Regions from separate parts of the Homo sapiens genome. Here all the other regions are linked to region 2. Evidence: chromatin contacts called from ENCODE Hi-C or POLR2A ChIA-PET data. All regions are on one chromosome and are shown on one strand. The core of a region is the stretch at or near the end of the contact, and the rest is flanking DNA. Distances in the headings are between cores, read along the strand shown. Region 1 holds the start of OXLD1 (oxidoreductase like domain containing 1). Region 2 holds the start of SLC38A10 (solute carrier family 38 member 10). Region 3 holds the start of BAIAP2 (BAR/IMD domain containing adaptor protein 2).

Region 1 (4,128 bases), core at 769-3,268, 370 kb before region 2:
CTGCACCTTCCTCACCTCTATCTCACTATCCCTTTGGCAGCCATATAACCCCCAACAAGAAGCCTACAGTTTATACACAAATTATAAAACAGCTTTGCTGTAAAACCAGTGCCACGTTTGGGAAGAGAAATGTGTCTATAAGCAAAATATACACACAGTGGACTCCGTTTCCCAACATGCCCAGAGTGTTACCTCTGGGTTGCAGCGGTGGACATGTGGACACCCTACCCAGACTTGGGGGAGGAAGGCAAGACTTCTCAGAGGGGCCTGATGGAATTTCCTCCTTCAGCTCCTGACTCCACCCACTTCTCTCTACCATTGCTTCAGCACTCTTGTCCCAAGAATCATGGCTTCTCCCTGGCAGTAGCCCCGCCAGTTGCCAGGTCCACTCTCCCTCACTCCATCATCGCTCGGTGACCCTTTTTTTGCTTAGAGTAAACATGAATTGGCCGTGCCCTGCTAAAAACTCTGATGAATCTTCGCTACTTTTGGGGAGAAAAAAACGCCGCTCCTTAGCATGGATCCTGAGGCCCCATAACGGGTCCTCCCCGCCCACCCCACAGCCTCCTTCCAAGCCTCGTCTGGAACCACAGCGCCACCAGCTGCCAGCCACTGCTTTAGCTTTGGCCACGCTCCCCCACCTTCTGAGCACCGGGTCTTGGCATATTTCCTCTGCCTGAAACGTTCTGAAGTATTTGGGCGATTGGGCGGGTTGAGACACACAAAGCTTCACTGCCGCCCAGTATGGGCCTGCACACACCTGCTTTCTTCCTCTTCTTGTTACTGATCGGGTTTTTCATCTCTTGGCGGCTCCTCATAATCTCCCGGAGCCGGAAAGGAATCTCCTGTTCGTCCTGGTTCTTGGGCTTGCAGTTCACTTTCTTCTTCTCTTTGCTGGGAGAAAGAACACGGGGGTGAGACCCGTCCCAAGTAAAGCACAAGCAGAATCAGTAAGAGAAACAATAGTTGGGTCTGGCAATAGAATCTACACGGGCTGGCCGGGCTTGGTGGCTCACGCCTGTAATCCCTGCACTTTGGGAGGCCGAGATGGGCGGATCACGAGGTCAGGAGATCGAGACCATCCTGACTAACACAGTGAAACCCCGTCTCTACTAAAAATACAAAAAATTTGCCGGGCGTGGTGGCGGGCGCCTGTAGTCCCAGCTACTCGGGAGGCTGAGGCAGGAGAATGGCGTGAACCCGGGAGGCGGAGCTTGCAGTGAGCCGAGATCGCGCCACTGCACTCCACACTCCAGCCTGGGCGACAGAGTGAGACTCCGTCTCAAAAAAAAAAAAAAAAAAAGAATCTATCTATACAGGGGCCACATCTGGCTTCTGTGGTGCGAGCCGGTCCAGCAGTCCAGGGAGCAGGGATCTTTCCTCTCGGTCTCACTCAGTGGCTGTCCCTGAACCCCTTCCTCACGGGACGCGAGGCCGAAAGGCACTCCGAAAGCCCAGGAGGCCTTTCCGCCCTGACCTCGTCCAGAACCACAAAGACGGGACACTGGGACGCGGGAAAGGCAAAACCAAGGACTCGCTCGCGCCTCCATTCATTCAACCGATCCTGGCGGAGCGTGGGCCGCGGGCACAGACAGAGGAGGGCACTGAGCCCGACCTGGGGAAGGGGTCCGAGCGAACGCTCCCTAGGGGGTCCCGGGCGGAGCCTTCAAGGCGTCCCCTTCTCTGGGGAAGTGTGGCGGCCTCGCGGGGCAGCGCAGTCACCTGCGAAGCCCGGGCCACGGGGCTGGGCGCTGCTTCCCCAGCGGCTGCACTTGCTGCCGCCCCCGCGCTCGCCGGGGACTCCCAGGACCCGCCTGCACCCTGGACACCGCTGCTCCGCGACCAGCTCCCGCCATCTCCACGCCGGGAGGCTCCCTAGCGAAGCCACTTCCGCCTTCCTGCATGGTTCCGCCCCACCGATCGGCACTTCCGCTTCCTGCGCTCAGCCTCACGCTGGCTGGAGCGGCGCGACTTCCTGAAGGTCCGGGATTGGCCGGAGCGCCCGCCGCTCACGGTCAGGGGTTGCCGGATCCCGTCCGCGGGCGATGCTGCTGCGGAGGGTGGTCGAGGGAGGCCGGGCGGTAGCCGCCGCGGTCCGTGGCTCGGCAAGTACCAGGACGGGTCTTGGCAGCGCCGAAGGGCACGTCCGAGAGGCCGCTGTCCGGGGGCCCGCACGTACCGGGAGGAGCCCCGGCCCCTCCACCCGCATGTGGGGACGGAGCCGGGAGGATCGCGCGCTGGCCGCCGCCGAAGGACCCCTCGCTCCTCTCCTCCATCGGCTCTTACCGAGTCCCCGCCCCGGAATCTGTGGAGGGGCCGCTTAGCCTTGGGAGAGGAAGCAGCCCGGTGAACGGCCACTTTCCTGTTTCTCAGTATCTGCCGAGCGCCTGTGTGCGAGCCCTCCTGGGCTCTGGGGACTGGCCGTGGACATGGAGCGGATGATGCCCCTCGCAGGACTAGTTAAATAAGTGAAGTTGGTAGCGTGTCAGTCCGTGATCCTGGGTAGATAGAGCAGGGCAGCGACGGAAGACTGCCTATAGGACATTCACGCTGGGATGAGAGGGGCCTGAGAGGCCTGGGCTTTGTGACAGGGAAACTTGGATAAAGGGTGGTGCGATTCTTCCGGTTGGTCCCTCAGAGGTGGTGGGGCTTGGTTATACTGGTAGAGGTGCTGGGCTGGCCAGGAGCTTACAGGGTTACACCTCTCGCATACTGGTGTCCACAGAGCAGCCATCTTAGCTGGAGGTGTCGAGTGCCTCCCCCACCCCCCACCATGTGCTTGAGTGCACACCCGGCGCCAGGCCCTGATCCTGGCACTTCTTGTGAATCACACCGTGTCATACCCATGACTTCCATTGCACAGTGGGGAAACTGAGTCTAGAGAGGTGAAATAACATGTCTAAAGTCACAGGAAGTGAAAAAGCTGAGGACATGGAGCCAGTTGCCCAATGACAGGAGAGCTGAAATGTCCTCACTGCTGGGGGTAGACCGGGCCTCACCAGCTTCCTGGAGAGTCACATGTTTGTCTGCATCCTCAGGGGGCTCGCCGGTTCTCCAGCCCGGACTGCTGCCAGAGGCTTCCTGGAGGTGGCAGCTTTCTTCAAAGGCACCATCCCGGAGCGCAAGCCCCTGATGGGCGCAGAAAATTCGGGACAGACCACGTAGAGGTGGGCTCCCAAGCAGGTGCGGACGGCACCAGGCCGCCCAAGGCATCGCTGCCACCTGAGCTCCAGCCGCCCACAAACTGCTGCATGAGTGGCTGCCCCAACTGCGTGTGGGTGGAGTACGCGGACAGGCTGCTGCAGCACTTCCAGGACGGTGGGGAGCGGGCCCTGGCTGCCCTGGAGGAGCACGTGGCTGATGAGAACCTCAAGGCCTTCCTCAGGATGGAGATCCGGCTGCACACCAGGTGCGGAGGCTGAGCCATCCCTGCTGGACTCCCTACCGCAGGACGGAGTCCAGGACGCAGCCGCAGCCTCCTTCCTTCACACCCCCTCACAGACTCCTTGTGTCCAACGGGAATAGGAAGAATTAGTTACTGACTTCACCTGAGAAAAAAATAAATTCTCTATGGTGGTTTCACAGGAGGTTTTTGTTTTGGGGGTGGTTTTTTTGGCAGTATGTCTGCCAACCAGAATGGCTGCTGATTTGGCCTCAACAGGAGGCTTTTGTGTGGTTGTCCGTAAGGCTTGTGTTGCATCTTCAAAGCGAGCAGGTCCAGGTCGGCATTATGCACCTCCGGAGCTCTTGCAGCCATCACCCTGCCATGAGGGTAAAATAAGACCCCCAGCCGAGTGTGGTGAAAATAAGACCCCCAGCCGGGTGTGGTGGCTCACACCTGTAATCCCAGCACTTTGGGAGGCTGAGGCGGGCAGATCATGAGGTCAGGAGATGGAGACCAGCCTGACCAACATGGTGAAATCCCATCTTTACTAAAAATACAAAAATTAGCCAGGTGTGGTGGCAGGCGCCTGTAATCCCAGCTACTCAGGAAGCTGAGGAACCCAGGAGGCAGAGGTTGCAGTGAGCTGAGGTCATGCCACTGCACTCCAGCCTAGGTGACGAGAGTGAAACTCTGACTCAATAAATAGGACCCCTTTTCGTTGAACAGTCAAATGACAGTGACCC
Region 2 (4,094 bases), core at 1,431-3,930:
AGCCAGCCCTACCTGCAAGGGACACTGGCAAGTGTATTCTTTTTTTTTTTTTTTGAGACGGAGTCTCACTCTGTCGCCAGGCTGGAGTGCTGTGGCGCGATCTCGGCTCACTGCAACCTCCGACTCCCTGGTTCAAGCGATTCTCCTGCCTCAGCCTCCTGAGTGGCTGGGATTACAGGCACACACCATCACGCCCGGCTAATTTTTGTATTTTTAGTAGACAGAGTTTCACCATATTGGCCAGGATGGTCTCGATCTCCTGACCTCGTGATCCACCCACCTTGGCCTCCCAAAGTGCTGGGATTACAGGCGTGTGCCACCGCGCCCAGTCTTTTATTTATTTTTTTGAGACAAAGTCTTGCCCTGTTGCCCAGGCTGGAGTGCAATGGCACGCTCTTGGCTCACGGCAACCTCTGCCTCCCGGGTTCAAGCGATTCTCCTGGCTCAGCCTCCCAAGAACCTGGGATTACAGGTGCGCGCCACCACGCCTGGCTAATTTTTTGTATCTTTAGCAGAGATGGGGTTTCACCATGTTTGCCAGGCTGGCCTCAAATTCCTGACCTCGTGATCTGCCTGCCTCGGCCTCTCAAAGTGCTGGGATTACAGGTGTGAGCCGCCATGCTCGGCTGGAAGTGTATTTTTTATCCTAGGCAGTCATACGTGCAGGCCAATTCCTATTAATTTGGAAAATGGAATAAACGAATATTAAGAGACAGAGAGTCAGCTGGGCGCAGTGGCTCACGCCTGTAATCCCAGCACTTTGGGAGGCCGAGGTGAGCAGATCGATTGAACCCAGGAGTTTGAGACCAGCCTGGACAACATGACAAAATCCCATCTCTACAAAAAAAGTGAAAATTAGCTGGGCATGGTGGCACACACCTGTAGTTTCAGCTACTGAGGGCCTGAAGTGGGAGGATCACTTTAGCCCAGGAGGGAAAGGCTGAAGCAAGCTGAGATTGTGCCACTGCACTCCAGACTGGGTGACAGAGTGAGACTCTGTCTCAAAAAAAAAAAAAAAAGAGACAAATAGTCTTCCCCATAATTGTTTAGGGATATATCCATATATGGTAAACCTTTAAAGAAAAGTAATGAATTGATGGAATCTGGATTGTGATGTCTCAGGATAGCAGGGAAGAGGGGAAGAAGGTGCTGGAACTGGGGAGGAACTGAAAGGGAGGATCTAAGTCTTCGGTAATATTTTGTTCTTAAAGCTCAATAGCGGGTCCATGGTATTTGCTATTTGTGAAAACATACATGTAAATTGCCCAGCCTACCTCGCATGCATAACATTTGATGAAAATTACATAATAAAAAGGAGGTTATGGAATGTGTATGCCATTTCATTTATATAAAAGTAAATGGGCTGGGTGCGGTGGCTCATGCCTGTAATACCAGCACTTTGGGAGGCCGAGGTGGGCGGATCACCTGAGGTCGGGAGTTTGAGGCAAGCCTGGCCACCATGGTGAAACCTGGTCTCTACTAAAAATACAAAAATTAGCCGGGTGTGGTGGCGGGAGCCTGTAATTCCAGCTACTTGGGAGGCTGAGGCATGAGAATAGCTTGAACCTGGGAGGTGGAGGTTGCAGTGAGCCAAGATCACACCACTGCATATACAGCCTGGGCGACAGAGCAAGACTCTGACTGAAGAAAAAAAAAAAAAAGAACGCAGGCATTTGTTATTTTGCCTGCGTATTTAATTAGTCTTTACCCAGGCATTTCCTCCTGTTCTCCTGAAGGTGGGGCACAGCCTTACTTGGTGGCTGCACTGCCAGTGCCTGAGGAACGGGCCTCTGTTCTAAGACACCTGGTCCTGCAGGTGCTGCAGACACGGCCTCCTTTCCTCCGCCGTCCTCCCCCAGCAGCCTGGAATCACTTGCTGCTTCCCAGCCATTCGGTCTACGCGCTCATTCATTAGACTCAGAGTGAGCAGCTAGGTGCCAGGAATCCACAGATCTATCGGGACCCTTCTCTGTTCTCTCCTCTCCCCGGTCTCCATTTCTACCCGAGGAATTCTCATTTGTCCTTCAAGCTCCAGCCTAGAAGCCACCTCCTTCTGGAAGCCCTCCCGGGTTTCCCTGTTCATGTAAGCCTCCACCTCTCCTGTCCCCTCCAGGAATGTCCCTTGCTCTTTTCGTGTGAAAAGGTGAAGTTCAACATTGCCACTGATCTGGGCGCAGTTCGGCAGGGCACCGCCTCCCCTTGGAGCTGTGTGGCCTTAGCGGAGTGGCCGAGCCTCTCTGTGCCCAGCGTTTCATTCCTACCTCCTAGGTGCTAATTCCTCACAACAGACTATTTTTCGGCTGAGGCAGTCAGGGCCCCCGCCCCCGTGCCCTGGCGCCAAGCACTCGCCCCAGAATCGGTCCTGGGAATAAAGGTCAAAAAGGAACCCTTAAACCCGCTCCTCCCCGGAAGGCACAGCGCCTCCCCTTCTCTCCAGCCCGCGACTGCCCATCCAAACCGAGGCCTCGCGGGGCGAGTCCCTTGTCCTCCAGCTCGTTGAACTGGGGCCCCGGGCACAGGTCGGCTGGACCAGCTTGGCGAACCGGACAGCTGCGAGACCCTCAGGTGCCCACCGGCCCAGTTTCCGCCCGCCCCTCCGGGCCCGCCTCTCATTGGCTCGCGTCCCACCAAACCCTACCCCCTGGCCGTCACTTCCGGGCAACGGAGCCCGTGGAAGGCGGAAGTGTGAGCGCCGCGGCGGCAGCTGAGTTGGGCTGAGGTGTCCCTAGCTGGCTCTGCGGCTCTTCCGGGTCTGGGCTCGGAGATTCACAGGCGGCCCGCGAGGCCGAGCGAGGGACGCATGGCCCTGAGGCGGCCGCAGGGCTTGGCGGGGTCCGGAGGTTGACCTCGCCCCCGCAGCCGGCCTTCGAGGCTGCCTCCTCCAGGCAGCCTCTGGGGCCCGCGCCCGCGCCTGCTCAGGCTCCCGTGTTCAGGCTGCCCATCCCCTCCCCACCGGCGTCCCGGACGTTGGGACCTGTGACCGTGGCCTCGGGCTGGGCTTCCAAAGCCGGCCGCAGCCCGGCGACCCCCGAGGCCTCTCGCCCCGGGCCCCTAGACCTCTCACTATGACCGCGGCCGCCGCCTCCAACTGGGGGCTGATCACGAACATCGTGAACAGCATCGTAGGGGTCAGTGTCCTCACCATGCCCTTCTGCTTCAAACAGGTGAGTCCGGTGGGCCCGGAGATCACCGCCCTCGCCTCCCCCGCAGAGGGGGCGTCTGGCTGGGTCGTCCTGGTTAAAGTTCCCGCCGGGGCAGGGCTTCGCTGGGCGGGTGCAGGCGGCCGCGGGCGGGGCGACCCTCTGGGTCCCGGCGCAGTTCCCGTAGAGAATCCGTGGATGAGAAGCGCACGGCGTTGGCCCTGGCAGCCCTTGTCAGCCCGGGCCGGAAAGTTCCCCACACTCAAAAACTCGATACCGAAGCAAAGTGTAACAAAGCAAAATGATCCTCCAGAATCGGAAGGGAACGGTGGGACTCCGTATTTTTACATTTTATCGTGTTTTTAAAAACTCTGACCCAACTGCACCTGTCTTCAGAAGCACACAACTCACCACTCCCAGGCTTCGACACTAGATAGGGACCTTGGTTGCAAGGTGATTAAAAACATCCACCAGGTTATACACCTAAGATCTGCGTTTCACAAAAACCGCACATTTGGCAGGGGGTGGTGGCTCACACCTGTAATCCCAGCACTTTGGGAGGCCGAGGCGAGTGGATCACCTGAGGTCAGGAGTTCGAGAACTGCCTGACCAACATGCTGAAACCCCATCTCTACTGAAAATACAAAAATTAGCCGGGGGTGGTGGCACATGCCTGTAATCCCAGATACTTGGGAGGCTGAGACAGGAGAATAGCTTGAACCTGGGAGGCGAAGGTTTCAATGAGCCGAAGGTTGCAGTGAGCCGAGATCACGCCATTGCACTCCAGCCTGGGCGACAGAGGGAGACTCCGTCTCAAAAACAAAAACAAAAAACTGCACATTTGATCTAATGTGTGCAGACGTTACCACAGTTGGAAAAAATCTCAAATACAAAAAGTTTAGCGTCATTCCAGCATTGAATAACACATGAAAGAAAATGGCCATTTCTAAGTGT
Region 3 (4,018 bases), core at 462-2,961, 260 kb after region 2:
TGCAATCACAAACAAGTCGTAATGGAGCTAATGACTAATAATTTAATAAACCTCCCTCCCTTGACAACATGTGCTTCCACAGAGCAACAAGGCCAGAACCGTATGCCACAGACTCTGTGAAACCAAACCTAACAACCCCAGGGCCTGTGCCTTTCCCAAGCCGACTCCTCAGGTCACCCTGAATCCTGTTTCCCAGTGGCTCCGACGTGGCTTTAGGACTCATCTAGTCGACCGCACACCCGCCTTCAGAAACCTTCCAGACTGACGCGGCCCCAACTTCACAAGCTTTATTGAAAGCTGTATTCAAGTGCAATCGGCCCCCTGCACTCCAGCTGGAACCAGAGGGGCCACCCCTGAAGCCTCCATCTGGCTCTCCCAAGCCTGAGAGCTAAGAGGGCTTCCCAGGCCCCTGGCCAGGCACGCCTTGGCCGCCTACCACAATCAGAAACAGTTACTCTGCCGGGCAGGGTGCAAGCCGGTTAGGAAACATGAACCAGCGACTGCCGGGTAAATACCCACTCCACTCATCGCCCAGCCTGTCACTGAACCTGCAGACAGTTTTGAAACAAAGCACATCTGTAAGAGATCGCCCAGGACCCAGGGACACCCAGAGCAGGGGTTTCTCCTCTGAGAAAATGCTCCCCGGCAGCTGCCGGGCTCAGGCGTGGGGGTCTGGACCGAGAACGGATGCTGAAGAAAGAGAAAACCAAGGGCCTGTTTGTCGGTATCCCAGCCACAAAAACGACTGGGGAGGGGGCGGCAGGGGAGGCTTCCAGCGGTGCTCTGCGGCCCTTGGATGTGAACCTGTCATTTCGCAGACGAGAACGTGGATGCCACTCTTAACACATCTGAAGCAAAGGCAGGCACGTCAGCCTCCTACACAATTAGTCTTCTCTCTCCGCGGTTACATAAGATGATAGATTATCCGTCCACCCATCCAGCCTGCCCGCGCTCCGACCTCCCACCTTAGGCCCCAGCATGGGCGCCGGGCAGGAGTTGTGGGAAGGGAAAGCCTGTTGAGAATGAAGTGCCCGAGGCTCGCGCAACCGCGCCTGGAGGAGCCCCACGGTGCCACCGCGCCGACCGCGGCCTTCAGACAGCCCCCATGCCGTCCTGGCCGCCGCAACCCCTGGGCCCGCCGCCCCCGCCGCCCCGGCCCTGCCCGGGTGTGCTACGACCCCGACCGGTCCGAGGGCTTCCGGGGCCCGGCGCGCGGCTCCGTTCCCGCCGACGCCAAGGCGAGCGCGCGGGGGCCGAGCAGGGCCGTCGGAGCGGGGAGTGCTCCCCGGGCCTGGGGCTGGGGACTGACCGGGCCGCGGCGCGCATGGGATGGGGGGGCCCGGGCGGGGGTGGCCACCTGTGAGCGGCCGGCGCCGGGCTCACCACCCCAGCAGCCCGGGTCCCGGGTGGCCGCGCCGGGAAGACCCCCAAAGTCCCAGCCTCCTGGCCCGGCGCGCGGCCCCGGGGCCGCCCTGGTCGGGCTCGGGCGCGCGGGCGGCGCGCGACCCAGGCGCACACGGAGCGGGCTCAGCTCGGCGCCGGGGGGCGCTCACCTTATAGACATTTTCCGTGAGCCGGTGCATCTCCTCTGAGCGAGACAGAGACATGGTCCTGGGTCCCGGCTGCACCACAGACCGGAGCGGGGGACGCAAGCGGCGGCAGCAGCGGCGGTAACGGCAGCAGGACGGAGACGAAAGCGGACCCGAACCACAGAGCCCGGCGTCCGGCGGCGGCCACCTTTATAGCCGCCTCAGGCCCCGCCCCGCGGCAGTCCCCGCCCCTGCGTCCCGCCCCCGTTGCGCCCGCATCACCGCCCCCGACCACCCGCCCCCGCCCGGCGCTGCCGCTGCTAGGCAACCGCCAGGCCCCGCCCCCGCACCGCCCTTTCCATTGGTGGGTTCCGGAGAAGGGGGAGGGGGGCGGGATCGGAGGTGGGGCCTAGTGGCCGACTCCAGGCAGCGATTGGTCTGCGGCGGCGTCGATCCTGGGGGAGGAGAGGGGAGGCGCGGCGCGGGCTGGGGCCCTGGGAGCAGCCTGAGGGGGCCCGGGCAACAGCCGGGCTGGGGGCGGGGAGGCGGGGGCGGGGTGGCGCAGGAAGAAGGAGCAGAAGGTGCGGGGAGGAGAGCGGGGGGCGCCGGCGGCAGCGCGCGTGGAGGCGGCACTTCGCGAAGTGGCACTTCGGGGCGGGCGGCCCGCCGGGTCGCGGCCTGGCGCTGCGGGGCGGGGAGCGGCTCGGACGCAGGACGCCGCGGGCCGGGCTTACAGGTGGGAGAGGCCCCGACCCCGCCGCTTCGCAGGTAAGCCCGCCGGGCGGGCGGCGACCCCCCGGCCGGCCCCTCGGGGCAGAGAGGAGAACCCTGGGGGAGGGGGTGCTGCAGGAGGACCCTGGAGAGAGCTCGGCCCTGGAGTGGGGGACGACTTGGAGAAGGAGGATTTCGGGGGAGCATCGTGAGGAGAGGACTTGGAGGGAGGATCCTGCAGAAGGTGAACTCTGGGGAGGACCCCAGACAGGCAGACAGCGCTTGGGGGCTTGGGGCCGGGATTCTGGAGAGGGGAGGACCCTGGGAGAGGAGGGTTGGGGAAGAGGATCTTGGAGGAGGGCCCTGGGAAGGAGGATCTGGAGAGGGGACAGGGGAGTGTCCTGCTGGAAGGCCTGGGGACAGGGCGACCCTTAGGGACGGGGAGGACCCTCCTGCCGTCAGAAGATTCTCGTTGGAGGCAGTTTACTGAGAGAGAGAGGTCTCGGGAAGGAAGGGTCGAGGGCAGTAGGAAACGAGGGGCCCGGAGGACTCTCATGCGGTGGAAAGCCCTAGGGGGTGGGGGAACCTTGTAGGAGGAATGGAGGAGTCAGAGCTGCCTCCAATTTTTAGGAAGGGTCCTGCTTAAGGGTCCTCCCAAGGGGAGATTCTGCCGGGGAAGCTGGCCGAGTTGGCACACAGGTCTCCCGGTACAATTCCCGTGGAGAAATATTTACATAAATTAGGCTAACATAGAGGAATTATTTGTTTTACGTTGTGAAACACCAGATCTGAGCGTTTCCGTTTAATGAAACCTCTCAGTCTCCCAGCCTCCCATCCCTGCAAAATCATTCATTCATTCATTCCTTCAACGAGTCAGGCCCCTGGGGGAGACGCAGTTGTGCTGGCTGGCCGGCAGATCCCCAGACTGGCACGGGCTCAGGCCGATGGAAAGACCAGGGAAGTAAGATTCAGGAAGCATTGCCTCCCTCCCACCACAGCCCCGCGCCTCCTCTCCTCCGGCTGAATTTCCTTCCAGCTACTGGCCCTGGCTGCTTCCTTTTTCTTTATTGTCTCCAGTGTTTGGGGGTAGATCCCTGTGTATTTATTTTCTAGGATTCTTTTGGTGGTAAATGACAGAAAGCTCGCTCAAACTGGCCCTAACAAATGAGGGCATTTACCTGAAGGTAGGAGCATCTCCACTGACCCTGACCCCCTTCTTCTAGGCCAGCTTCCTGCTGTGTTCCCTGCACCCACCGATCTCACACGCAGCCCTAGGACAGACGTCCACTGGCCTGAGTTGGGTCTGGGGCCAACACGGAGCAGGTGGGGGTAGAGCAGCTCTGCTCGCCTGGAGGAAAGTTGAATGGCTGGAACCAAGATGACAGATGGAGGCTGGCAGGCAAACACGGGAGGCCTCCTCACTCCAAGAGGGGAGTCAGCCTGGGGACAGTTCTTCTCCAGGCCCTGCTGCTCCCATCAGCTGCAACACAGGAGAGGTAGGCTTCTCCGGAAAAGCTCCCACGGTCCTGGATCCCGCTCCACCTTCTAGAAGCTCCCAGCGTTACTTCCTGAGCTGGCCTGCACATCGTTGCGCTACTCCCGTCCAAGGGGGGACATATTCGGTGACCGACTCAGAACGCAGCCTGCTTCCCGGGTGGCCAGTGGCTCAGCAGTCTCGGTGCCTGAGCCTGCTCCCTCCGCCCGGCGGCTGGGCAGGTGGCTGAATGCGGGCTGGAGGCCTTCCCTGAGAAGACGGTTATCCATGCTGTACATGGAAG

Evidence for each region. Hi-C counts contacts between places; a loop is a spot of excess contacts on that map. ChIA-PET counts read pairs that join two places held with the same protein, here RNA polymerase II (POLR2A). Pooled maps may share reads with other maps.
Region 1: a loop to region 2 is called in a map of CD8-positive, alpha-beta T cell, with 4 times the contacts of the local background. The contact joins the promoter of OXLD1 here to the promoter of SLC38A10 in region 2. A Hi-C loop is called at or near these places in 1 of 168 maps with a recorded cell type or tissue (CD8-positive, alpha-beta T cell), 2 of 37 single-sample maps with no recorded cell type and 6 of 50 pooled maps. POLR2A ChIA-PET finds 5 or more read pairs at or near these places in 1 of 52 experiments (Caco-2).
Region 3: a loop to region 2 is called in a pooled map, with 15 times the contacts of the local background. The contact joins the promoter of BAIAP2 here to the promoter of SLC38A10 in region 2. A Hi-C loop is called at or near these places in 9 of 50 pooled maps. POLR2A ChIA-PET finds 5 or more read pairs at or near these places in 2 of 52 experiments (GM12878 and H1).

The regions. Positions count from the first base shown.
Region 1 is chr17:81,664,495-81,668,622 of GRCh38, reverse strand. OXLD1 (oxidoreductase like domain containing 1) reads left to right here and starts at 2,018. Exons shown (of 2, transcript NM_001039842.3): 1 at 2,018-2,105; 2 at 3,039-3,587. The coding sequence starts at 2,046. The coding sequence ends at 3,422. It overlaps CCDC137 (coiled-coil domain containing 137), which reads right to left and starts at 1,886. Exons shown (of 6, transcript NM_199287.3): 1 at 1,723-1,886; 2 at 761-894. The coding sequence starts at 1,856. RefSeq lists silencers at 1,653-1,802, 2,003-2,322 and enhancers at 979-1,900, 1,901-2,822, 2,983-3,092.
Region 2 is chr17:81,293,893-81,297,986 of GRCh38, reverse strand. It overlaps SLC38A10 (solute carrier family 38 member 10), which reads left to right and starts at 2,680. Exons shown (of 16, transcript NM_001037984.3): 1 at 2,680-3,164. The coding sequence starts at 3,066. It overlaps LOC124904082 (a long non-coding RNA gene), which reads right to left and starts at 81. Exons shown (of 2, transcript XR_007065941.1): 1 at 1-81. RefSeq lists an enhancer at 2,015-2,104 and silencers at 2,765-3,034, 3,135-3,204.
Region 3 is chr17:81,032,844-81,036,861 of GRCh38, reverse strand. BAIAP2 (BAR/IMD domain containing adaptor protein 2) reads right to left here and starts at 1,711. Exons shown (of 14, transcript NM_001144888.2): 1 at 1,554-1,711. The coding sequence starts at 1,607. BAIAP2-DT (BAIAP2 divergent transcript) reads left to right here and starts at 2,143. Exons shown (of 2, transcript NR_026857.1): 1 at 2,143-2,297; 2 at 3,464-4,018. RefSeq lists an enhancer at 899-1,894 and a silencer at 1,766-2,075.